Regions from separate parts of the Homo sapiens genome. Here region 2 is linked to region 1. The links are chromatin loops, found by intact Hi-C in ENCODE. Cell type or tissue: CD14-positive monocyte. All regions are shown on one strand. Each heading gives the region's core, and the rest is flanking DNA. Links, peaks and the distances in the headings are about the cores only. Region 1 has its middle 15 kb from the start of IER5L. Region 2 holds the start of LOC107987133 (a long non-coding RNA gene).

The links. A loop is a pair of places that touch in the nucleus more often than their neighbours do. Peaks named below come from ENCODE experiments on the same cell type or tissue, not always from the same donor. Only the 100,000 strongest peaks of a DNase experiment are listed, where the experiment ranks them.
Region 2: it touches region 1 in a loop (2.0-fold over the local background); 2 of 110 quality-filtered maps call a loop at or near these places.

Annotation. Positions count from the first base shown.
Region 1 is chr9:129,154,245-129,171,691 of GRCh38, reverse strand. No RefSeq gene overlaps it. Among named protein-coding and RNA genes, the nearest start is that of IER5L, 15 kb to the left of the region's middle. RefSeq lists an enhancer at 3,406-4,395. In CD14-positive monocyte, for the core only: no CTCF peak of the experiment used is centred there; DNase peaks (open chromatin) are centred at 1,311, 3,451, 4,481 and 7,311; H3K4me3 peaks cover 1,485 bases; H3K27ac peaks cover 1,662 bases.
Region 2 is chr9:129,291,307-129,299,306 of GRCh38, reverse strand. LOC107987133 (a long non-coding RNA gene) reads right to left here and starts at 5,026. Exons shown (of 3, transcript XR_001746956.1): 1 at 4,986-5,026. In CD14-positive monocyte, for the core only: no CTCF peak of the experiment used is centred there; no DNase peak of the experiment used is centred there; H3K27me3 peaks cover 116 bases.

The sequences.
Region 1 (17,447 bases), core at 9-8,008:
ACACTCCATTTCAAAAAAAAAAAAAAGAAAGAAAAGAAAATCCCAGGGAAAGGCTGTAATGTCCTAAGTGTACAGCCAGGACATGAGGGGTGGTTAGTAGCTAGCGCCCACTGGAAGCTCACAGAAGCTTCTCAGAAAAGGAGGGTGGTCGGTACCGGCTGGCAGACCCAAGATGTCCTTCAGAGAGAGGGGCTGCAAGCTGAGCTAAGGGAGGTGTCTCCCAGTGGAACTCGGAGCACAGGCATGGCTGCTTCAGAACCTGGGCGACAACGCGGTCAACGCAGCGCTGGAAGGGGAACACCCTCCCTGCTCCTGGCCAGGATGAAGAGGCTCCAGGGCCATCGGGTGCCTCCCAGTTTTGTCACTCAGGAATCATCAGGGGAGGGGAGGCCGAACAAGGGGGCTGGATTTTTCCAGCAGGCTCCGTGGCCAGGGCAGCAACAGGGACCACCCTCAGGGGACTTAGGGCAGGGATAGCTGCAGGGAGACAGAAGCAGAACCTGGCTGGGATCTCACATGTGGCTCCTCAAGGGACTCCCAGATACAACTGCAAAGGCTTCAGGGCAGGCCAAGATGCTAGCCAGCAGGATAGGGCTGGAGTGGCCGCAGGAAACATTAACATGGCCACCGGGATGTCCCCCGCTGGTAGGGCCTAGGGACATCTTGGGTACAGGTGGCCTTAGCTATTCATACGTTTAGAGGAAAAAAGACTGAATACAAGTTCAAAAATGCTGAAATGGTTATTACTAGGTGGGCAATTACAGGAGACCTTTATTTTATCATTCATACATGTCTATATTTTCCAAATTTTCTACAATAAGCATGTATCACCTTTGTATTTACAAGAAAAACGAACAGTACGCCAGAGAAAAATGTGACATGACAGGTGCTACAATCGATGTCCAGTGTTCTATGGAGCAGAGAGGAGGGAGCAGCTAGGTCCAGTCTGGCTGGGGGAAGGCTCAACCCCTGAGAAACACTCCTCTACCTGACAGCCTTGGTCAACGGGAATCCACACTCCTGTCCTCTGGTTTTTTTTTTAAGAGGTGTGAGACAAAACAACAAGCTCAGCTCCAGGACATGGTTGAGGAGCACTGCGGAGGGAGTCTCGTTCCTTCTCCTCTCTCATCTCTGACCGCTGTCTCAGCCCCACCCAGTCCCAGCCATCAATCGCCACTGACTTGCTCAGAGTCACAGGATTACGCGGCAAGGTGGGCAGGAAGAGGCAAACATACTCAGGAAATATTTTCAGAACTTGGGCTGAAACTAAAGAGGAAGAGGCAAAGCTCAGTGGACAGAGCACTGGACCAGGAGTACAGAGACCCAGACACAGGTTCTGGCTCAGCCACAGACTTAAATTGGGCCCTGGGATGAGTCACTTCCCTAAGGGGCCCATATTCCCTCATCTGTAAAGACAGAGTGAGAAGACAGAAGGTTCTAAGCCAGCTCTGATATTCCAAGAGTCAGAAAAGAAACCATTGCTTCCAGCTTTCTGATGATCTGAGGCTTTGTGTCCCATCCGAGTAAGAAAAACACAGGTAGAGGCTGGGCGCGGTGGCTCACACCTGTAATCCCAGCACTTTGGGAGGCCGAGGCAGGTGAATCACAAGGTCAGGGGTTTGAGACCAGCCTGGTCAACATGGTGAAACCCCGTCTCTACTAAAAATACAAAAAATTAGCTGAACGTAGTGGCAGGTGCCTGTAATCCCAGCCACTTGGGAGGCTGAGGCAGGATAATCGCTTGAACCCGGGAGATGGAGGTTGCAGTGAGCCAAGATCTTGCCACTGCATTCCAGCCTGGGTGACAGAGTGAGACTCCGTCTCAGAAAAAAAAAAAAGAAAAGAAAAACACAGGTAGAAGGACCATGGTGATATCCAAAAGAAAAAATGCACATATATATATATATATATATATATTTTTTTTTTTTTTTTTTTTTTTTTGAGACAGAGTTTAGTTCTTGTCACCCAGGCTGGAGTGCAGTGGTGCAATCTCGGCTCACTGCAACCTCCACCTCCCAGGTTTAAGCAATTCTCCTGCCTCAGCCTCCCGAGTAGCTGCGATTACAGGCGTGTGCCACCACGCCTTGTTAATTTTTTTATATTAGTAGAGACGGGGTTTTCACCATGTTGGCTAGGCTGGTCTCAAACTCCTGACCTCACTAGCCTCGGCCTCCCAAAGTGCTGGGATTACAGGCGTGAGCCACTGTGCCACCTATATTTACAGATTGTGTAACTGAACTAGATATAAAGTGGATATCAGTAAATATATTTACTCCAATAAAAAAGAAAAACACAGGTACCAATATCAAATTCCATGTCTACCTGTGAGTGTGGTTATCTGCCTGTTTCATTCATTCAGTAAATGCATTCAGGCAAGGCCCGGTGGCTTACACCTGTAATCCCAGCACTTTGGGAAGCCGAGGCAGGAGGCTAGCTTGAGCCCAGGAGTTCGAGACCAGTCTGGGCAACATGGTGAGACCCTGCATCTACAAAAAATAAATTAGCCAGGCATGGTGGTGCCCGCCTGTAGTCCCAGCTACTTGGGAGGCTGAGGCAAAAGGATGGCTTGAGCCCAGGAGGTCGAGGCTGCAGTGAGCCATGATTGCACCACTGCGCTCCAGCCTTAGTGACAGTGAGACCTTGTCTCAAAAAATAAATATACACACATTCACCCATTCAAATATTTATTGAGTACCTATATATGCCAGGCACTGTGCTAGGCACCAAGGATGCAGCCATGAACAAGACAAACGAAGGGCCCTCCCCTCATAGAGCTTACATTCTAGTGGTGGGGGGAGGTGTGCAGACAATACACAAGGCAACAAACAAGTAGATAAGTGTTTCAGGAAAATAAACACAGTGCTAGAAAAATTGGTAAGGGCCCGTGGCTCATGCCTGTAATCCCAGCACTTTGGGAGGCCGAGGTGAGCTGATCAGTTGAGGCCAGGAGTTTAAGACCGGCCTGGCCAACATGGTGAAACCCCGTCTCTACCAAACATACAAAAATTAGCCTAGCGTGGAGGCGCGTGCCTGTAATCCCAGCTACTCGGAAAGTGAGACAGGAGAATCACTTGCACCTAGGAAGCAGCTGCTGGAGTGAGCCAAGATCACAGCACCATTGCACCCCAGCCTGGATGACAGAACGAGACTCAAAAAAAAAAAGTCTCAAAAAAAAAGAAAGGACTGGTTGGAGGGGGAGGGGGTGGGGGTGGCACCAGTTTAGATATTTTGATCAGAGAAGGTGATATTTCAACTGACACCTGAACAGATCAGCTCTATTAGTATACGACAGGCTATGCTGCAGTAACAAATTAATCCCTGCATCTCAAAGATTTAACACAAGGATTTCTTTCTCTTTTAAGATCTCCAGCAGGTAGAAAGGATTTGTTTCTTGACCATGCAAAGTCTGAGTCAGACTGCCAGGTCTCCTAGGCTGCTGCCCTCCATACGGTGACTCAGCAATTCAGCCTGCGTCTATCTCAACACAAGGCTTCCAGAATCTCCACCGTGGCACAGAATGAGAGCTGGGGAGTCCTGCAAGGGCTCTTCATGGCCTCAGCCTGGAAGTGATTCTCCTCACTCACACTCAGAGCACATTGGCCAGAATGAGTCCCAGGCCCTCATCTAACTGCAAGGGGGCTGGGAAAAGCAGTTTTCTTGGGTAACTGGGAAGGAAAGGCGAGTACACATGGATGAGCGCTAGAAGTCTCTACCATAGCAGCTGGACAAACAACGGTGGAGGAGCATTCCAGGCAGAAGGAACGGAAAAGGTGAAGACTAAACACATGAGGCCAGGCGCGGTGGCCCACGCCTTAATCCCAGCACTTTGGGAGGCCAAGGCGAGCAGATCACCTGAAGTCAGGGTGAGACCAGCCTGGCCAGCATGGCGAAACCCTGTCTCTACTAAAAATACAAAAATTGGCTGGGCATGCTGGTGTGTGCACCTGTAATCCCAGCCACTTGGGGGACTGACAGAGGAGAATCGCTTGAACCCGGGAGGCGGAGGTTGCAGTGAGCCAAGATCACACCATTGCACTCTAGCCAGGGCAAGAAGAACGAAACTCCGGCAAAAAAAAAAAAAAAAAAAAAAGAAGAAGAAAAGAAAGGAGAGAGAGAGAAAAAAAAGAAAATGAATAAATTTAGCATGTTCATAGAACTGGCTGAGAGAGAGGGCAAGTGGGAGAGGCAGGAGATGGGGCCAGAAAGAAAAGCAGGAGGTGCTCAGATTGTATTCTAATCACAGTGGATGAGAGTTCCATCCGGGGCATCAGTCAGAGCTGGATTCCAATCCCAGCTTTGCCCCTGTAGGATCGAGGGAGCAGCCTGACTTTTCTGAGACTCAGTCTCCTCAAAGGAAGCTGGGACCAGTTACAACCTGTGAAGGTCTTCCTGCTCCGTGCCCAATGCACAACACGCAGAACTAGTGGCAACTATGAACGTTATAGGAACTTCCTTCCTCTCCCGGGTCAGGGACGGGAGGGGAGGGTGCCTGAGGGAGGGAGGGGGCGGGGAGTACGCCAGTATAAACACACCCTGAGTCAGCCGCCCCAACCAGTTTTCCTAGTTGTGCGGGGCCAGCTGGGGCTCCAGACCAATCCAGGATCTGCCCCTCTTCCCCCAGAGACTATGCCCCACAAACACACCCATCCAAGGGACCCTCAGCAAAGACGGAACATGGGAGAGCATCCCAAGCTATGTGAGGGTTCCTTGTGGAGCACTCCTCATTGTAAGTTGTTAAATATCAGATGAGTGACTGTGAGACTGTGGACCACCAGGCACAAGGCCAAGCACCGGAGGGATTCCCAGGGCCATCTCTACCCAGGACCACCCCTACCCAGGGTGCCCGTCCAAAGCCCAGGCTGGCAGTTCCAAGCTCAGCCTCCAAAGCCACATAGAGCTCAAGACAAACCATGCTCTGCTGCTTTTTTTTTTCTTTTTTTTTTTTTTGAGACACAGTTTTGCTCTTGTTGCCCAGGATCTCAGCTCACCGAAACCTCCGCCTCCCAGGTTCAAGCAATTCTACTGCCTGAGCCTCCTGAGTCCCGAGTAGCTGGGATTACAGGCATGCGCCACCACACCCGGCTAATTTTGTATTTTTAGTAGAGACGGGGTTTCTGCATGTTGGTCAGGCTGGTCTCAAACTCCCGACCTCAGGTGATCCACCCGCCTCGGCGTCCCAAACTGCTGGGATTACAGGGGTAAGCCACCACGCCTGGCCAGCTCTGCTGCTTTCTAGGTGACAATAAGCTCTTTCCTTCACCTCCCTGAGCCTCCAGTCCCTTGTCTGCAAAATGAAGACATGCATGGGGGCACCTGCCTGTGCAGTAAGGCTGCTACAGCTCAGAGTCTGACATACAGTGAGTGCCCAGTAAATGAGAGCTGCAATATTGGCACTGGTCAGCTCTGCCCAGATAACTTTTCATTGCAAAATGCATGACAGTTTTCCTACTGACTCTCCTGTTGAACAAAATTATGACTTAACAGGCCAGGCGTAGTGGCTCACACCTGTAATCCCAGCACTTTGGGAGGCCGAGGCTGGAGGATCCCTTGAGTCCAGAAGTCTAAGACCAGCTTGCGCAACATAGTGAAACTCCGTCTCAACAAAAAATACAAAAATTACACTTTGGGAGGCCGAGGCGGGCGGATCACAAGGTCAGGGGTTTGAGACCAGACTGGCCAATATAGCGAAACCCCGTGTCTACTAAAAATACAAAAAATGAGATGGGCATGGTGGCAGGCACCCGTAATCCCAGCTACTTGGGAGGCTGATGCAGGAGAATCGCTTGAACATGGGAGGCAGAGGTTGCAGTGAGCTGAGATCATGCCACTGCACTCCAACCCAGGCGACAGTGCAAGACTCCATCTCAAAAAAAAAAAAAATTAGCCAGGCATGTTGGTGCACACCTATAGTCCCAGCTACTAGGGAGGTTGAGGTTGGAGGATCACTTGAGCCTGGTAGATCTAGGCTACAGTGAGCTGTGATTGTGCCTCTGCACTCCAGCCTGGGAGACAGAGCAAAACCCTGTCTCAAAAGAAAAAAAAGTAACATGCATCTTTTCCAGCGGGACCCAATCAAGATCTTTTTACTCTGGAGTTGGGGGAAGAGACAGGAGGAAGTGCCTTAGAAACTTTGTTGGATTTTTTTGTCTTTCCATAGATTAGGACTCATATTTTTTAAAAGATTAGTCCCCAGGAAGGTGTCTGATTATCTTCAGGACCTGGCTGTGCCTGACAGTCAACATTCACTCAGGATAGATGCTTGATGATTGAATGAATGAATGAAGTGATGGATGAATGAATGAATGAATGAATGGACTCCATTCTAGGGAGTGGCTTAAAGAGGAAACAGTAAGATATTGCTCTGCCTATCCTCCTCCAATCAGACCCTTCCCCACTACCTCTGGGCCTCTGACTCCTCCCCCTTCTGCCCCCCAAATCCAGTTATTTCCTGATGTTTCTTTTTCTTTTTTTGGAGACAGAGTCTCACTCTATTGCCCAGGCTGGAGTGCAATGGCACAATCTTGGCTCACCACAACATCCGCCTCCCAGATTCAAGTGATTCTCCTGCCTCAGCCTCCCAAGTAGCTGGGATTACAGGCTTGCGCCACCACACCCAGCTCATTTTTGTATTTTTAGTAGAGACAGGGTTTCGCCATGTTGGCCAGGCTGGTCTTGAACTCCTGACCTCAGGCAATCCGCCCATCTTGGCCTCCCAAAGTGCTGGGATTACAGGTGTGAGCCACCGTGCCCGGCCTTCCTGATGTTTCTTAAACATTCCATGCATCCTTCCTGCTGTCCTCCCAGCTCCCTGGCACCCTCCAGGCCACTACACACACACACACACATACACACACACACACACACACCACAGAGTGGAAATCCAGTACACACACACACACACACACACACACACCCCCAGTGTGGAAGTCCAGTGTCTCCTTTAACACCCACATCAAACAGCCTGGGGAGAACTGGGAAGACTGGGGAATAAAGCTTCCCTTTGTTCATAAAAAGAAATCCAGGCCTAAGACAGATAAAGGACGTGGCCCCAGAACAGGACAGATCCATGTGGGGAGGGGCAGTGAGACCTCTAGGCAACCTGCAGACATTCCAAGTTGATGGACAGCTCCAAGATTCTTTAAGCCAAGAAAGGGATTCGGGTGTCGAGATTCCTGGGCCTTGGATCCTCTCCTCTCAGGGTCCCATATTGTTCAGGCCTCAGAAACTCAGCTAAAGCTGGCTGAAGCAAAGAGCGGATTTATTTCCTGGCACAGAAACAGGGAAGTCCATGGGTGTTTCGGCTCAGGCGTAGCTGGATCCAGAGGCTCACATGATGTCATCAGGGCTTATTCGTTACCTCTCCTTGGCCTCTTCTTAGGTTTTCTCTGCGGCCAGAACAAGAAGGCCACTGGCCAGGGATCGTGCAGTCACACAGGGCCCCATGTTCAAATGAGCCCATGCTTGGAGTCTAATGCTCTGCTGTCTTGAAATTCAACATCATTTTATCGTTGAGTTTGTGTTGAGTGAAGTCTGAGACAGTGGAGCGTGTTTGAAGCTTCGACTCAGGTGCAGTCCTGTCTCCTGCCACCTCCCCACCTCCCTGAGACAGGTTCTTGGTCCCCCTGCTACCCTGCCCCCTGGCACTCTGGTGCCCTGGCTCTGCCTGGCCTCTCCCTCCCATCCTCGGCAGGGACCTGGGCACAGGCGTAGAGAGGGTTGAGTTCAGGCATCCGTGAGCAGCACCTTGCAGGGCACGGTGACAGCCGCCACTGCTGTGCATTAGCAGCACCACAGCCTGACTGGCAGCCAACCAGAGACCGTGTCTAGACGTGGGGTGAACCTTTCACCTACCCCGATCTGGGTACTGAGGTCCTTAGAGACCACTCCTCTGCTGTAGGTTGAGGTGGGGGCCTGTGGGAAGGGGAGGTACCAGGACTCAGGACATCAGCCCAGTGGTTGGTTGGAAGGTTAATCCAGCAGCTGCCAGGCCCCATCTAGAGAGAGCACGCAGGGAGGCATAGCAGGGGTGGAGGGGGCTGGGAGGGTGTGCACCCTTGTGGCAATCTCCCATACGGAGAAGCACTATCTTAACCACCTTAACCAGGGGGTCTTCTCCTCCCCCTATAACCTTCCTGAGCCTGGCTTGTGTTTGTCTTTTCTGGCCAGTTCAAGGCACACTCAGGGACAAGCCACAGAATATGAATTGTGCAATTTCAGCGATTCTGCACATGAATTAAATGCTCTGGTATTTATATTTATAACTGGTATTACACAGCCAGGCAGAGTGGCTCATGCCTGTAATCCCAGCACTTTGGGAGGTGGGCAGATCACTTGAGGTCAGAAGTTCAATACCAGCCTGGCCAACGTGGTGAAACCCTGTCTCTACTCAAAATACAAAAATTAGCCAGGTGTGGTGGCACACACTTGTAATCCCAGCTACTCAGGAGGCTGAGGCACGAGAATTGCTTGAACTTGGGAGGCAGAGGTTGCAGCGAGCCGAGATTGGCCACTGCACCCCAGCCTGAGTGACAGGGAGAGAGGCTCCATCTTAAAATAAATAAATAAATAAATATAAATAAAACTGGTATTACGCAATATAAAGATGAATGGTAAAATTCATGCTAATTATTTACAATAATTACACCTTTCTAAGTACACCTTTCTGTACTTAGAATGACATTGAATAGAAAATTTAAAATGCCATGACAAGTTGAGAGATGGTGGAAGGAAGCGTTCTATGGACCCTTCGTGGCACTTTTTCCTGCTTTTTGAGCAAGGGGCCCTGCATTTTCATGTTGTATCGCACCCCACAGATCCTGTACCTGGCCTTGCCACTGGCATCCCCAGGATGGCATCTTCCCAGCTTAGCAGCCCTGGCACAGGGCATCTTCCCACCTGATCTAACAGAGGGCATTGGGGATGATCCTCATTGGCACAGCCAGGTCACAAGCTCATCCCAGAACCAATCACAGTGCACAGGAAAGCAGGGCCCCTGTGATTGGCCAGGTCTGGGCATGTGTCCACCCCTGAGTAGGGGGCTGACCGGCCCCACCTCAACCCTTTCTCGTGGCTTCTCCATTGGGAAGAAGGTTCTGTTGCCAGAGGAGAGGGCGCTGCACAGCCACAGGCCGCCACTGTGCGTCTTGTACACACACCTCTCGTGCTTGGTGTGAAAAAATAAAAAATGTAGATACCAGCTGGAGGAGAGACGCAATGTAGTTCCTCTCTTCCGGCTCATAGTTCCCAGTCTCCCTTCCTCTAAATGCCGGCGAGTCCCAGGGCTCAGGCCTTGGCCCCTTCTCCCTTCCTGCCACCTTCTCCTGGTCCCTTCAACCCACTGACAATTCTCTCCAGCCAGGACCTCCGTGCCGAATGCAAGTCAAGGGTCCCACCATGTTTGGCCTCTACTCTTGGGATACTGACATCTAAGAACTCGTCTGTCTGGGCCTTTCAAACCCCGGAGAGACACCTACAACCTCTGCTTCTCCCCGCCATTGCCCCGTCCCACCATCCAGCAAGTTGTTCAGGCCAAAAACCAGGGCATCGTGACTCCTTTTTTGTTCACAAAGCCAAATCCAGTCCATCAGCAAATCCTCCTTCAGAAGAGATTCACAATCAGGCCAGACACGGCGGCTCACGCCTGTAATTCCAGCACTTCGGGAGGCCAAGACAGGAGGATCACCTGAGGTCAGGAGTTCATGACCAGCCTGGCCAACATGGTGAAACCCCCATCACTACTAATAAATACAAAAATTAGCCAGGCGTGGTTGCGCATGTCTGTAATCTCAGCTCCTCGGGAGGCTGAGGCAGGAGAATCACTTGAATCCAGGAGGCAGAGGCTGCAGTGAGCCGAGATCGCGCCATTGCACTCCAGCCTGGTGACAGACACTCCGTCTCAAAAAAAAAAAAAAAAAAAGAAGAGCTTCACAATCTACCTTAGTACCATTGCTGTTGCTCTCCCAGCCCAGCCACACCACCTCCCTCCTGGACTAGTGCACTAACCTCCCTGCAGATCTCCCTGGTCTTCCTGTGTTCGCGCTTGCCCTCCTACTGGCCGTTCTCCTCCTCTCCACTCCCGTACATGCGAACATGTTGAAGTCGAATCATAGCTCTCCCCATCTCAAACCTTCCCAGTAGTGTAAATGTTTAAAACCAGCTGGTGGGTGGAGCTCACTTGAAGAATTTGCCAATTCCTGTGGTGTAAACACTCCCATTTTGGCCAATTCCTAGCTACCATGTGACATCGCTGAACATGGAGAGGGAGAGGAATGTGCACAGTCAGCTCTCGCAAGCCAGTGTGAGCACACCACTGCCCCCACTCCACTCAGAACAAAACACAGGCCGGGCGCAGCGGCTCATGCCTGTCATCCCAGCACTTTGGGAGGCAAAGGCGGGAGGATCACTTGATCCCAGGAGTTTGAGACCAGCCTGGGCAACATAAGGAGACCCTGTCTCTACCAAAAATAAAAGCCTAGCTGGGTGTGGTGGCGCATGCCTGTAGTCCCAGCTGCTCAGGAGGCTGAGGTGGGAGGATCACTTGGACCTGGGAGGTCAAGGTTGCAGTAAGCCATGATTGCACCACTGCACTCCAGCCTGGGCGACAGAGTGAGACCCTGTCTCAAAAAAAAAAAAAAGAGAGAGAGAGAGAGAAGGAGGGAGGGCAAGTGGGAAGGTAGAAAAGGAAGGAAGGAAAGGAAAGAAGAGAAGGGGAGAGAAGGGGAGGGGAGAGGGAGGGGGAAGAAAGGAAGGAAGCGAGGGAGGGAGAAAAGGAGGGAGAAAGGGAGAGAAAACAGGAAGGGCAAGCAAGGCAAACAGAGTCCTTACTATGGCCTCTGCAAGGCCCTGCTGAGCCAGCCCGCTGCCTCTCCACTCATCCCCACCCCTCCCCATCACTCAATGCCCTGTAGCCTCCTCCTTGCTGTTCCCCAAGTGTCAAAGCTGTTCCCACCTCAGGGCCTTGGTACTTGCTGTTCCCTCTGCCGGGAATGCTCTCTCAGCTCCTTTCAGGGTAATCTCTGTCACGAACTGAGGTCTCTGTTCAAGTGCCACCCTCACTACCCCCTTCAAAATAATATTTCTCTATCACAATTACCCTTGTTTCATAGACTTTATCGCTGCCCAGTATTTTGCTGTATATTTATTTGTCTATCGTCCTCACTAGACGCAAATTTTACAAGGGCAGGAAATTCACCAGTTCACCCCTCTGTCCCCAGCACCTGGAGGGAATGGCGCATGGAAGGAACCCACTTCTGGTCGGGCACAGTGGCTCACTGTGCTTGTAATCCCAGCACTTTGAGAGGCCAAGGCAGGCAGATCATCTGAGGTCAGGAGTTCGAGACCAGCCTGGCCAACATGGTGAAACCTTGTCTCTACTAAAAATATAAAAATTAACTGGGCATGGTGGTGCGTGCCTGTAATCCCAGCTACTTGGGAGGCTAGGGTGGGAGGATCGCTTGAACCCAGAAGGTGGAGGCTTCAGTGAGCCAAGACTGCACCACTGCACTCCAGCCTGGGTGACAGAGCCAGACTCCGTCTCAAAAAAAAAAACAACAAAACACTTCTGTGGGTCAGGCAGGCACTGAGAACATAGCTGTGAATGAGCCCTGGCTCTGTCACTGAAGCAGAGGTTCCAGAGGAAGGCAAGGAGGCCAGCAAAGGGGGCTCGACTGCTCCTTGGGTGCCAAGACAAGCACTGGGACCTTTATCCTGCCAAGGCAGGTGGTATCACTAGTTTTTTTGTTGTTGTTGTTCTTGTTGTTTTGTTTGTTTGAGACAGAGTCTCCCTCTGTTGCCCAGGCTGGAGTGCAGTGGCATGATCTCGGCTCACTGCAACCTCCGCCTCCTGGGTTCAAGTGATTCTCTCACCTCAGCCTCCCAAGTAGCTGGAATTACACGTGCCCACTAACACACCCAGCTAATTTTTTGTATTTTTAGTAGAGACAAGGTTTCACCATGTTGGCCAGGCTGGTCTCGAACTATTGACCTCAGGTGATCGGACCCCCTTGTCCTTCCAAAGTGCTGGCATTACAGGTGTAAGCCACCACACCCGGCTGGCATCACTAGTTTATCAAAAGCAGCGTGACTCCCACTTAGCCTCTCCCTTGCTGCTCTGCCTCTCCAACCTTGGGAATGTCCCACGGACTTCACCTGCCTGAGGCCAAGTCCATGCAGTCTGCCCGTTTCCATCAAGGGTGCTGCCCAAACTTGGGAGTGAGCTGCAGAAGCACAAACCCTCAGAGTTTGGGACACTGGGAAGCTGTCCTGCCCGCAGGGCCCTCCACGGGACCCCCAGAGCTCCTGCATTGGAGTAAGGGGAGAGCAACTTTGCAGCCAAGGCCCTGGTCAGCACCTGTTGTTCAGCTTCTTCTAGGATAACACCAGGGACAGAGGACTTACTTTTTTATTCATTCATTCATTCATTCATTCATGGTTCAGCAGGTAGTAACTGGGCATCCACGTAGTCTGGGCCAGCCCCTACTCCTGGTGCTGGGGGCCCAGTGTTGGCCACAGTAAGCCTGTGCCCTCCCTCACTGGGCTTACCATCCACTGAGAGGGAGATGATCACCAAGTGAACAAGTTCATAGATAATAAAACTTGAGATGAAACTGGGCTCATGAAGGCAACTGGAACAGAGGGCGGATGGAGGCTCAAGTTAGGAGCAACTCAGAGAAAGCTGGAGTGTGGCCGGGCACAATGGCTCATGCCTGTAATCCCAGCACTTTGGGAGGCCGAGGCAGGTGGATCACGAGGTCAGGAGATCAAGACCATCCTGGCTAACACAGTGAAACCTCGTTTCTACTAAAAATACAAAAAATTAACCGGGCGTGGTGGTGGGTGCCTGTAGTCCCTGCTACTCGGGAGGCTGAGGCAGGAGAATGGTGTGAACCTGGAAGGCGGAGCTTGTAGTGAGCCGAGATCGCGCCACTGCACTCCAGCCTGGGGGACAGAGCGAGACTCCATCTCAAAAAAAAAAAAGAAAAAAAAGAAAGCTGGGACGCCTCTCTCGGGAGGTGGCATCTGAACTGGGCCCTGAACAACCAGAGGGTGCCTCTGCTCAGCCTGGGCTCAAGCAGTGCAAGCCAAGGAAACAGCAAGTGCCAAGGCCCTGGGGCAGCAACAAGTTTGACATTTTGGAGGACCAGGCAGGGCATGGTGGCTCACACCTGTAATCCCAGCACTTTGAGAGGCCAAGGCGGGCAGATCACAAGGTCAGGAGATCGAGACCATCCTGGCTAACACGGTGAAACCCCGTCTCTACTAAAAATACAAAAAAATTAGCCGGGTGTGGTGGCGGACGCCTGTAGTCCCAGCTACTCGGGAGGCTGAGGCAGGAGAATGGTGTGAACCCGGGAGGCGAAGCTTGCAGTGAGCCGAGATCGCGCCACTGCACTCCAGCCTGGGTGACAGAGCGAGACTCTGTCTCAAAAACAAACAAAAAAAAGACATTCTGGAGGACCAGAGAGAGGGCAACATGACTGAAGTACGGGAGTGGGCGAGTGGGGCGGGGGCACAGTGGCTCATCACCTCGTGGGGCCTTCTGTGCACAGTCAGGAGCCACCCTTCAAGTAGGGATCTGATGGGAGTGACCTTCAAGCACCTCAGGGTAGAATCACCTTTAAGCACCTCAGGGTAGAGCCCAGGGACAGTGGCAGAGTGGAGTCAGGAGAGCAGAGAGGAGATGCTGCTGGCCAGCGCTCCTGGGAGAGCTGACCGTGCTCCCTGGCTGCGGGCAGATTTGGGTTACAATTTGGAGGGAGACCCAATAGGACCTGCTCATGGGTTGGATTTGAGAGGTAGAGGAAAAGAAAGGAATTCAGGATAACACCTGCACCAGGTATGGTAGCTCATACCTGTAATAATCCCAGCACTTTGAGAGGCCGAGGCACGAGGATCACTTGTGCTCAGGAGTTTGAGACCAGCCTGGGCAACATAGGGAAACCCTGTCTCTACAGAAAAAAAGTTTCTTAAATTTAGCTGGGCATAATGGTGCACACCTGTAGTCCCAGGTGTGGACCCAGGAGAGTAAACTCTCAAGCAATAGAGGGTAAACGAGGCCAAGGCTGCAGTGAGCTATGATTGTGCCACTGCACCAGCCTGGACGACAGAGCAAGACTCTGTCTCAAAAAATAAAAATAAAAAAGATAACACCTGGGCCAGGCACGGTGACTCACTCCTATAATCTCAGGACTTTGGGATGCTGAGGCAGGTGGATCACTTGAGGCCAGGAGTTGGAGACCAGCCTGGCCAACATGGTGAAACCCGGTCTCTACTAAAAATACAAAATTAGCCAGGCGTGGTGGTGCAGGCCTATAATCCTAGCTACTAGGGAGGCTGAGCCAGGAGAATCACTTGAACCTGGGAGGCAAAGTTTGCAGTGAGCTGAAATCGAGCCACTGCACTCCAGCCTGGGTGACAGAGCAAGATCCTGTCTCAAAAAATAAAAAGGATGACGCCTGGATTTGGGGCCTGATGGCTGTCCGCAGAGACAGACTGCCTTGGGGAGAACAAGGAGCCACGTGGCCATAGCCAATCTTTCCCTTGCCCAGCTCCGGGTACCCCACCATGCTGGCCTTTGTAGGACCTGGTGTCAGACAAACCTGGGCACCACCCTGAACCCACTTGGACAAGCTGGAGGCCCTGGGACGCCACTAAGATCTGAGCCCCACCACCAAAAGCCCTTGACTGGGAATGTGATGCCACCTTCTCGGCTCACTGTGGGGACTCCACGAGGTGACACATAAAGCACAATCTGCACACACCAAGAGGCACGCTACCAGCCAGAGAGTCATTGCTGTCATGCGTCTTCGTCATCTTTGTGCAAATCGGCCCTGCCTCCAAAAAGAAACTGGGCCCTTGGAAGAGGTGCCTCTCAGAGAAGCCCAGGGTCTGGGGCCAGTCCTGGAGAGATGGGTGCAGGAGCAGGAGGAAGAGGAGGAGGAGGGGGAGGGGGTAGAGTGAAGTGGAGTGGAGGAGGGCTCTCAGGCCACCACAGTGGGGACAGGCAGCACACGGCAGCCCATGCCACCCGAGCCCTCAGGTCAGGCCCCGTGGAGAGGCTGCAGGAGCACGAGCTTTGGCGGGAAAGAGACCCCAGACCCTTCTGTGAAATGAGGACATCAGCGCCCATTGTGAGGATGAGGCAAGAGAAGCTTCGAAGCACTTAGCTCAGGGCCAGACACATAGGCCGCATGCAGGAGCCACAAGCTCCAGGCTCGCTGCGGGAACCCCCAGACATCAGGGGGCAGACAGCTGCTGGGGCCTGGAGCAGCAGTGGCAACTGAGACATGGGGACCAGGAATTTGCATGGAGTAGGGCAGGAGCCACTCCTGAAGGAATGGCCAGGCCACCACAGTCCGGGCAGAAGCCAGGCCTGGGGCCAGTAGCCAGCAAGGGAACGACCGCCCCAGCTCCAGACACCCAGCACACCTCCCAGCCTTGCTGCCGGAGCCCTCATCCTGCCTTCAAGGAAGGCTCTCCACCCTGTCCACGACATTCCCACAGCTCCCCACATGCCCCGTGTCCTCCTTAAACCTCCATGAGGGACGGAACCGCATCTGCCTCCTCCATGGTCCTTGGGGTCTCCTTGGAGCCTGGCAGAGCAAGTGCTCAGTAAACGTTCGTGGGACAGATTCACAGCCATTATTGGGCTCAGTGGGTAGAAATGTCCACACTGAGCTGGGCACAGTGGCTCATGCCTGTAATCCCAGCACTTTGGGAGGCCAAGGTGGGTGGATCACCTGAGGTTAGGAGTTCGAGACCAGCCTGGCCAACATGGTGAAACCCCGTCTCTACTAAAAATACAAAATTAGCCGGGTGTGGTGGTGCACACCAGTAATCTTGGCTACTTGGGAGGCTAAAGCAGGAGAATCGCTTGAATCCAGGAGTTGGGGGTTGCAGTGAGCAGAGATGGCACCACTGCACTCCAGCCTGGATGACACAGCAAGACTCTTGTCTCAAAGAAAAAAAAAAGAAAGAAAGAAAGAAAGAAATGTCCACGCTGGAGCCTGATGGCCCAGGTTTGAAACCCACTTACCACCAAGGAATTCCCCCATGGCTCGGTTGCCACATGCCCACCTCGCAGGGTGGCCTGCGGAGATTCAATGAGACGGTGCCAGCAAAGCCCTGGGCTGTGTCCGTTCGGTGTCTGGTACATCCACCCTGTAAGGCCATGTTTACTTACCTTGTTTATACGTAAGGAAACTGAGGCTCAGAGGGGTTCAGTCATGGCTCAAGGTCACACAGAGGGAAATGCAAGAGCCACTCCAGAGCCCACGCACACCTTGGCCACCACGCTCCCCACCCCTTGCAGAGGGCAGGAGCTGGCTCTAGAGGGTGTGCGCAGTCCGTCAGCCCAGCAAGGGCCAGGCCCAATCTCACCAAGCAGAGGTGGGGAGCAGGAGCAGGCTGTTCCGTCCGCAGCCCGCCCACCTGCCTGTCCTGCCCGGGGCTGGGTCCAGTTACCTGGAGATGAGGTGCTGCACTCGGCCTGCCTTTGCAGTGTCCCTTTTGAAAAGCCCCAACTTTGTCTCATGTAAATAACAAGGGTCAAGAAATCTGTCCAGGCTCAGACTGGGAGATCTCACTACAGGCCAGCAAAGGCCCGGCCTCGGGGCCAGAACTGGGGATACAGCCAGCTGCCCTGCCAGGAGAGGAAGCCTCCCAGAGCCCCAGCCACTGTGGAGTACGTCTCATCGCCGCAGCTCTGAGCCCCATCCTCACAGGTCCGTCTACTCCTGGGTGTTGTCCCAGGTATCCCTTGATGTCACCTGCTCAGGGGAGGATGGTGGATGAAGCTGGACCCATCAGGGGCTTCGCCTCTTCACTGGGATTCAGGAAAATACTCCCAGCAGCATCACAAGCACTGAGAGAAATTGAACCGTTCGTCCCTTGGTTCTTAACCACCAAACCCCCCATCCAGGGCCCAGGCAGGAGAAAGAGCACCTCAACTTTGGGACTGAATTCTGGATCCAACTCACATGTGCTGGGGTCCTGAGAACAGAAGCTGGGTCCCAGAGGTCACCAGGAAGGCTGCAGATGCCCGCCAGGGAACTGCTGGCCACAACTCTCCCCAGTCCAAAGGCCCCCTGAGGAATCAGGATCTAGGCTGCCTCCTCTCCCTGGGTCCAGCTCACATGGACTCTCAAACACTTTTCCCCAATACCTCTCACTCCCTGAATCCCCCAGCCCCGACTGCCCACTCCCTCTCAGGGGGTCTCTGGGCCAAAGCACCTACCAAGAACTCACCTCCCCTTCCTTTATCCCAACAGATGTGAGCAAGGCCCCTCTCCTTCCTCTCCCTCCTGACTAGAAGGACAAGCCCCCTCCTCTCTGCCCAAGATGCACCATCCTCCGGCGCTTGTTAGCGGGGAGATCTTTTTATTCAGTTTCCTTTCTTTTTTTTTCTTATTACAAAAGTAGTATGTGGATATGGTAGAAAGATTTAAAAA
Region 2 (8,000 bases), core at 1-8,000, 130 kb before region 1:
AAGACTCTAAAATAAATAAATAAAAACTTACGTGTGTATAGTGCAATACCTAAAGCAAACACTAAAAATATTATACAAAGAGATATACTAGAGCTAAATAAAAATGGAAATCTAAGAAATGTTTACGTAATCTACAGGAAGGCAGGGGAGAAAAGAGAAACTGAAAACAGAGGGAACAAACATAAAACAAAAAATAAAATGGCAGACTTAAGCCCTAACACATCAATAGTTACATTAAATGCAAATGGCCTCAATACACCAATTAAAATACAGATATTGGCAGAGTGGATTTTTTTAGTGGCCCAAATATAACTCTTTGTGAAAAATTCACTTCAAATATAACATTATAGGTTGATTTTAAGTAAAAGGATGAAATAAGATATGCCATGCAAAAATTAACCAAAAGAAAACAGAAGTGGCTATATTAATATTTGATAAAGTTGGCTTCAGAGCAAAGAAAATTACCAAAGAAGGATATCACATACTGATAGAAGGGGCAACACATTAAGAAGACATAGTACTTCTAATGTATATATATGTATCAAACAACAGAACTTCAAATTACATGAAGAAAAAACTGATGGAATGGAAAAAGCTGATGGATGAAAGGAGAAATAGACAAATCTATAATTATAGTTGAAGACAACACCCCTCTCTCAACAACTGATAGAACAACTAGACAGATAATCAGCAGAAATATAGATGAATTTAACACCACCAACCAAACTAATCTAGTCAGCATTTACAGAACACTATCCAACAACAGAATATACATTCTCTTCAAGTGCTCACAGAACATTTACTAAAATAGGCCATGTTCTGCACTAAAACAAATCTCAACACATTTAAAAGAATTGAAATCTCCCTGGGATGCAAGGCTGGTTCAACATACGCAAATCAATAAACGTAATCCATCACATAAACAGAAGCAAGGACAAAAACCACATGATTATCTCAACAGATGCAGAAAACGCCTTCATCAAAATTCTACAGCCCTTCATGCTAAAAACTCTCAATAAACTAGGTATCGATGGAACGTGTCTCAAAACAATAAGAGCTATTTATGACAAACCCACAGCCAATATCATACTGAATGGGCAAAAACTGGAAGCATTCCCTTTGAAAACCGGCACAAGACAAGGATGCCCTCTCTCACCACTCCTATTCAACATAGTATTGGAAGTTTTGGCCAAGGCAATCAGGCAAGAGAAAGAAATAAAGGGTACTCAAATGGGAAGAGAGGAAGTCAAATTGTCTCTGTTTGCAGATGACATGATTGTATATTTAGAAAACCCCGTTGTCTCAGCCCAAAATCGCCTTAAGCTGATAAGCAACTTCAGCAAAGTCTCAGCATACAAAATCAATGTGCAAAAATCACAAACATTCCTATACACCAATAACAGACAAACAGAGATCCAAATCATGAGTGAACTCCCATTCACGATTGCTACTAAGAGAATAAAACACCTAGGAATACAACTTACAAGGGATGTGTAGGACCTCTTCAAGGAGAACTACAAACCCCTGCTCAAGGAAATAAGAGAGGACAAAAACAAATGGAAAAACATTCCTTGTTCATGGATAGGAAGAATCAATATCGTGAAAATGGCCATACTGCCCAAAGTAATTTATAGATTCAATGCTATCCCCATCAAGCTACCACTGACTTTCTTCATGGAATTGGAAAAACTACTTTAAACTTCATATGGAACCAAAAAAGAACCCACATAGCCAAGACAATCCTGGGCAAGAAGAACAAAGCCGGAGGCATCACGCTACCTGACTTCAAATTATACTACAAGGCTACAGTAACCAAAACAGCATGGTACTGGTACCAAAACAGAGATATAGACCAATGAAACAGAACAGAGGCCTCAGAAATAACACCACACATCTACCACCATCTGATCTTTGACAAATCTGACACACACAAGCAATGGGGAAAAGATTCCCTATTTAATAAATGGTGTTGGGAAAACTGGCTAGCCATACGCAGAAAACTGAAACTGGACCCCTTCATTACACCTTATACAAAAATCAACTCAAGATGGATCAAAGACTTAAACGTAAGACCTAGGACCATGAAAATCCTAGAAGAAAACCTGGGCAATACCATTCAGAACATAGGCATGGGCAAAGACTTCATGTCTAAAACACCAAAAGCAATGGCAACAAAAGTCAAAATTGACAAATGGGATCTAATTAAACTAAAGAGCTTCTACACAGCAAAAGAAACTATCATCAGAGTGAATAGGCAACCTACAGAATGGGAGAAAAATTTTGCAATCTATCCATCTGACAAAGGGCTAATATCCAGAATCTACAAAGAACTTAAACAAATTTACAAGAAAAAAACAAACAACCCCATCAAAAAAATGAGCAAAGGATACCAACAGACATTTCTCAAAAGAAGACATTTATGCAGCCAACAGAAATAAGAAAAAATGCTCATCATCACTGCTAATTAGAGAAATGCAAATCAAAGCCACAATGAGATACCATCTCACACCAGTTAGAATGGCAACCATTAAAAAGTCAGGAAACAACAGGTGCTGGAGAGGTTGTGGAAAAATAGGAACACTTTTACACTGTTGGTGGGAGTGTAAATTAGTTCAGTCATTGTGGAAGACAGTGTGGCAATTCCTCAAGGATCCAGAACTAGAAATACCATTTGACCCAGCAATCCCATTACTGGGCATATACCCAAAGGATTACAAATCATTCTATGATAAAGACACATGCACACGTATGTTTATTGTGGCACTATTCACAGTAGCAAAGACTTGGAACCAACCCAAATGCCCATCAATGATAGACTGGATTAAGAAAACGTGGCACATATACACCATGGAATACTATGCAGCCATAAAAAAGGATGAGTTCATGTCCTTTGCAGGGACATGGATGAAGCTGGAAACCATCATTCTCAGCAAACTATCACAAGATCAGAAAACCAAATGCCGCATGTTCTCACTCACAAGTGGGAGCTGAACAATGAGAACACATGGACACAGGTAGGGGAACATCACACACCAGGGCCTGTGGGGGGTGGGGAGCTAGGGGAGGGATAACATTAGGAGAATAAACAATGTAGGTGATGGGTTGATGGGTGCAGCAAACCACCATGGCACGTGTATACCTATGTAACAAAATTGCATGTTCTGCACATGTAACCCAGAACTTACAGTATAATAAAAAAAAAAAAGGAAAAGAATTGAAATCATGCAGAGTGTATTCTCTGACCATAATAGAATTGAAGTAGAAGCCAAAGTAGATAATGGGAAAGTAACAGGATCATCTCTAAACTGTTGAAAACTAAAGAATATGCTTCTAAATAATTTATGAGTCAAAGAAGTCTCTAAGGAAATTGAAAAAAAAAAAACACATGGAACTGAATGAACACAAAAACACAACATATCAAATGTTATGGGATGAAGCCAAAGCAGCACTCAGAGGAAAATTTGTAGCACTACATGTTTATATTAGAAATAGAGAAAATCTAAGTCATTTCTCCAACCTCCCACCTTAAGAAAATGAAAAAAAGAGCAAAATAAAACCAAAATGAACAGAAGGAAATAAGTATAAGAGCAAAAATCAGTAAAATTTAAATAAGAAATAATAGAAAAAAATCAATGAAACAAAGGGCTGGTTCTTTAAAAAGATCAATAAAATTGAGAAGCCACTAGCAAGACTGACAAAGAAAAAAGAAGAGAAAGACACAAATTACCAATATCAGGAATTGAGCAGGGGACAGCTCTATAGACCCTAAAGACTTCAGGAAGATATAATAAGGGGATATTATGGAAACTCTACACATAAAATTGACAACTTAGATAAAATGGGCAATTCCTTAAAAAGCACAAACTATTACCACTTACCCACTGTGAAATAAATCACATGAATACTTTTAAAGAAATTGAATTTGTGAAAAAAGAAGGGGACACTTCCCAACTCATTTTATGAGAGCTATATTACCCTGGTATCAAAACCAAAAACAGCTCAAAAAAAGAGAAAACCACAAACCAATATACCCAATGAATATAGATGCCAAAATCCTTAAGAAAATATTGGCAAACAGAATTCAGCAATATATAAAAAGAATTTGGGTGGGGTACTGTGGCTCATGCCTATAAGCCCAGCACTTTGGGAGACTGAGAGGGTGGATCGCTTGAGCCCAGGAGTTTGAGACAAGCCTGAGCAACATGGCAAAATTCTGTCTCTACAAAAAAATACAACACTTAGCTGGGTGTGGTGGCATGTGCTTGTAGTCTGAGCAACTCAGGAGGCTGAGATGGGAGGATCAATTGAGCCCAGGAGGTTGAGGCTGCAATGACCCATGATCAAACCACTGCACTCCAGCCTGGGCAACAGAACAATATCCTGTCTTAAAAAAAAAAAGAATTCTACATTGTGACCAAGTGGGGTTTATTCTAGGGGTGTAGAATGGTTTGATATTTGAAAATCAATCAATATAATCCACCAGGTAACAGGTTAAAGAACAAAAATCGTATGCTCATATTAATTGATGCAGAGAAAACATCTAATGAAATTTAATAGCCATTCATGAAAACATTCTAAGAAAACTAGGAACCGAGGGGAGCTTCCTCCACTTGATAAAGAATATCTACCACCTGCCACAAAAAATTTGGTCATTAACATTATATTGAATGGTGAAAGGCCAAAAGCCTTCTTCCTAAGATTGGAAACAAGGTAAAGAGGTCCGCTCTCACAATCTAAGTTTAATGCTGGAAATCCTAGCCAGAGCAGTAAGGCAAGAAAAGGAAATAAAAGGCAAACAGGTCAGAAACGAAGAAGTAAGAAGTCCCATGGCCAGGTGCGGTGGCTCACACCTGTAATCCCAGCACTTTGAGAGGCTGAAGTGGGTGGATCACTTGAGATCAGGAGTTTGAGATCAGCCTGGCCAACATGGTGAAACCCTGTCTCTACTAAAAATACAAAAATTAGCTGAGCATGGTGGCACATACCTGTAATCCCAGCTACTCCGGAGGCTGAGACAGGAGAATCTCTTGAACCTGGGAGGCAGAGGTTGCAGTGAGCCGAGATCACGCCATTGCACGCCAGCCTGAGCAACAAGAATGAAACCCTGTCTTAAAAAAAAAATACACTTATCATATAACCCAGCAATCATGCTCCTGGGCATTTACCCCAAAGAAAGGAAAAGTTACATCCACATGTGTTAGAACCAAAAAACTGGAAGACAACCAAAATGCCCTTCAGTAGGTAAACGGTTAAACAAACTGCAGAATGTTACTCAGCAATAAAAAGGAACACACTTGGGAGGCCTAGGCAGGCAGATCACGAGGTCAGGAGATCGAGACCATCCTGGCTAACATGGTGAAACCCCATCTCTACTAAATATACAAAAAAAAAATTAGCCGGGCATGGTGGCACGCACCTGTAGACCCAGCTACTTGGAAGACTGAGGCAAGAGAATCAATTGAACCTGGGAGGTGGAGGTTGCAGTGAGCCAAGATCACACCACTGCACTCCAGCCTGGGCAACAAAGCGAGACTCCATCTCAAGGTAAAAAAAAAACAGGAGCACACACAGCAACTTGGATGGATCTCAATGGCATTACCCTGAGTAAAAAAGCTATTCTAGCTAGGTGTGGTAGCTCATGCCTGTAATCCCAACACTTTGGGAGGCTGAGGCAGGGGGATGGCTTGAGCCAAGAAATTTGAGACCAGCCTGGGCAACATAGTGAGACAACATCTCTAAAAAAAATTAAAAGTATTCAGAAGTATTTGGATTTAAGAAAAGAAAGAAAGAAAAAATATTAGCTGGGCATGGTGGTGCAAGCCTGTAGTCCCAGCTACTCAGGAGGCTGTGGCAGGAGGATTGCTTGAGCCAGAAAGTTGGAGGCTGCAGTGAGCTGTGATCATGCTGCTGCACTCCAGCCTGGGAGACAGAGCGAGACTCTGTCTCAAGAAAAAAAAAGAAAAAAGCCATTCTGAAAATATCACACATTGTGTGTTTTCATTTACATAACTTCATGGAAAAGACCAAATCATACGGAACAGATGAGTGCATGCTAGGCCACAGGTCGGGTGGGGGGCAGGGGGCAGGTGTGACTACAGAGGGGCAATTGGGGAGGTCTTGTGGCAATGGGGTAGCTCTGCATCTTGATTGCCACAGTAGCTACACAATTCTATACGGGTGAGAAAATAGCATGGCATTATACACACGTCGTACCAATGTCAATTTCCTGGTTTTGATATTATACTATTATGTAAGCTGTACCACTGGGGGGAGACTAGCTGAGGGTGCCCAGAGCTCCCTGTATTGTTTTTGGAACTTTCTCTAAATCTATAATTATTTCAAAATAAGATTTTTTTTCTTTGACACAGAGTCTCACTCCGTTGCCCAGGCTGGAGTGCAGTGTCGCAGGCTTGACTCACTGCAACCTCCGCCTCCCAGGTTCAAGCGATTCTCCTGTTTCAGCCTCCCAAGTAGCCAGGATTACAGGCATGCACCACCACGCCCGGCCAAGAATTTTCTTTAAAAGAAGAAGAGGCTGGACATGGTGGTTCATACCTTTAATCCCAGCACTTTGGGAGGCTGAGGCAGGAGGATCACTTAAGGTCGGGAGTTTGAGACCAGCCTGGGCAACATAGTGAGATGCCATCTCTTTAAAAAATTAAAATAAATATTATAAATAAAGAGGAAGAAAAAATACTTCAATCCAATAATTATATATCCAGCAAAAATATCCTTTAAGAATACATGTAAAGTAGGCCAAGTGCAGTGGCTCAAGCCTGTAATCCCAGCTCTTTGGGAGGCTGAGGCGGGCGGATCACCTGAGGTCAGGAGTTCGAGACCAGCCTGGCCCACATAATGAAACCCTGTCTCTAGTAAAAATACAAAAAATTACCAGGGAGTGGTGGCGGACACCTGTAATCCCAGCTACTCGGGAGGCTGAGGCAGGAGAATCGCTTGAACCTGAGAGGCAGAGGTTGCAGTGAGCCGAGATCACACCACTGGACTCCAGCCTGAGGGACAGAGCAAGACTCTGTCTCAAAAAAAAAAAAAAAAAAAAAAAAAAAAAAAAATCTTCAGGAAGAGCATTGGAAATGACAAATACCTGGGTAAAAAGAAAAGGTCATTTTTTTCTCTTAATTTCTGTAACATAGATAGGATTATCTAAAGCAGGAATTATATACACGACAACGGTGGTGTGAGGGACACATGGGAGCAGCCGATGGGTCTGTGCTGTTGCAGGCTCCCACATTTGATGCAAAGTGGTCCCATGTTAACTCTAAGTTAACTGTGGAAGCTTAGGGGTATGTCTTACAATCATTTAAGCAATCGTTAAATAATAATAATAATAATGCAAAGAGGGTAGGAAAGGAGATACAGAGATACCAAATGCGGACTTGCACTTTATTTATTTATTTATTTAAGACAGGGTCTCACTGTGTCACCCAGGCAGTGGGGCATTCCCAACTCTCCGCAACCTCCACCTCCTGGGTTCAAGCAATCCTCCCTCCTCAGCCTCCTGAGTAGCTGGGATTACAGGCGTGCACCACCACACCCGGCTAATTTTTGTATTTTTAGCAGAGATGGGGTTTCACCATGTTAACCAGTGTGGTCTCGAACTCCTGACCTCAAGTGATCCTCAGCCTCCCAAAGTGCTGGGATTACAGGCATGAGCCACCTCACTTACATACAGAAACACAGATAGACTGAGAGTGAACGGATGGAAAGAGACACACAAGCAAACTGCAAGCCCAGGGGGCCGGCATTTTGATTCAATAGGATACCAACGGAAGCTGTGTCCCAGATCTTCTCAAGACCAGCTCCCTGACTTCACTCACACCTCTGTTCCTGTGCCACCTCCCGGGGCAGGACTTCGGTGAAGCAGGGGTGAGGCAGGAGGGGCAGAGAGTAGGTGCTGGGGGCCCCCCTCCCACCAGGCTGGGTCTTCCTCACACCTTTCCACAGGCCCTGGAATCCAGGACTCGGTCTGACAAGTATGCAGT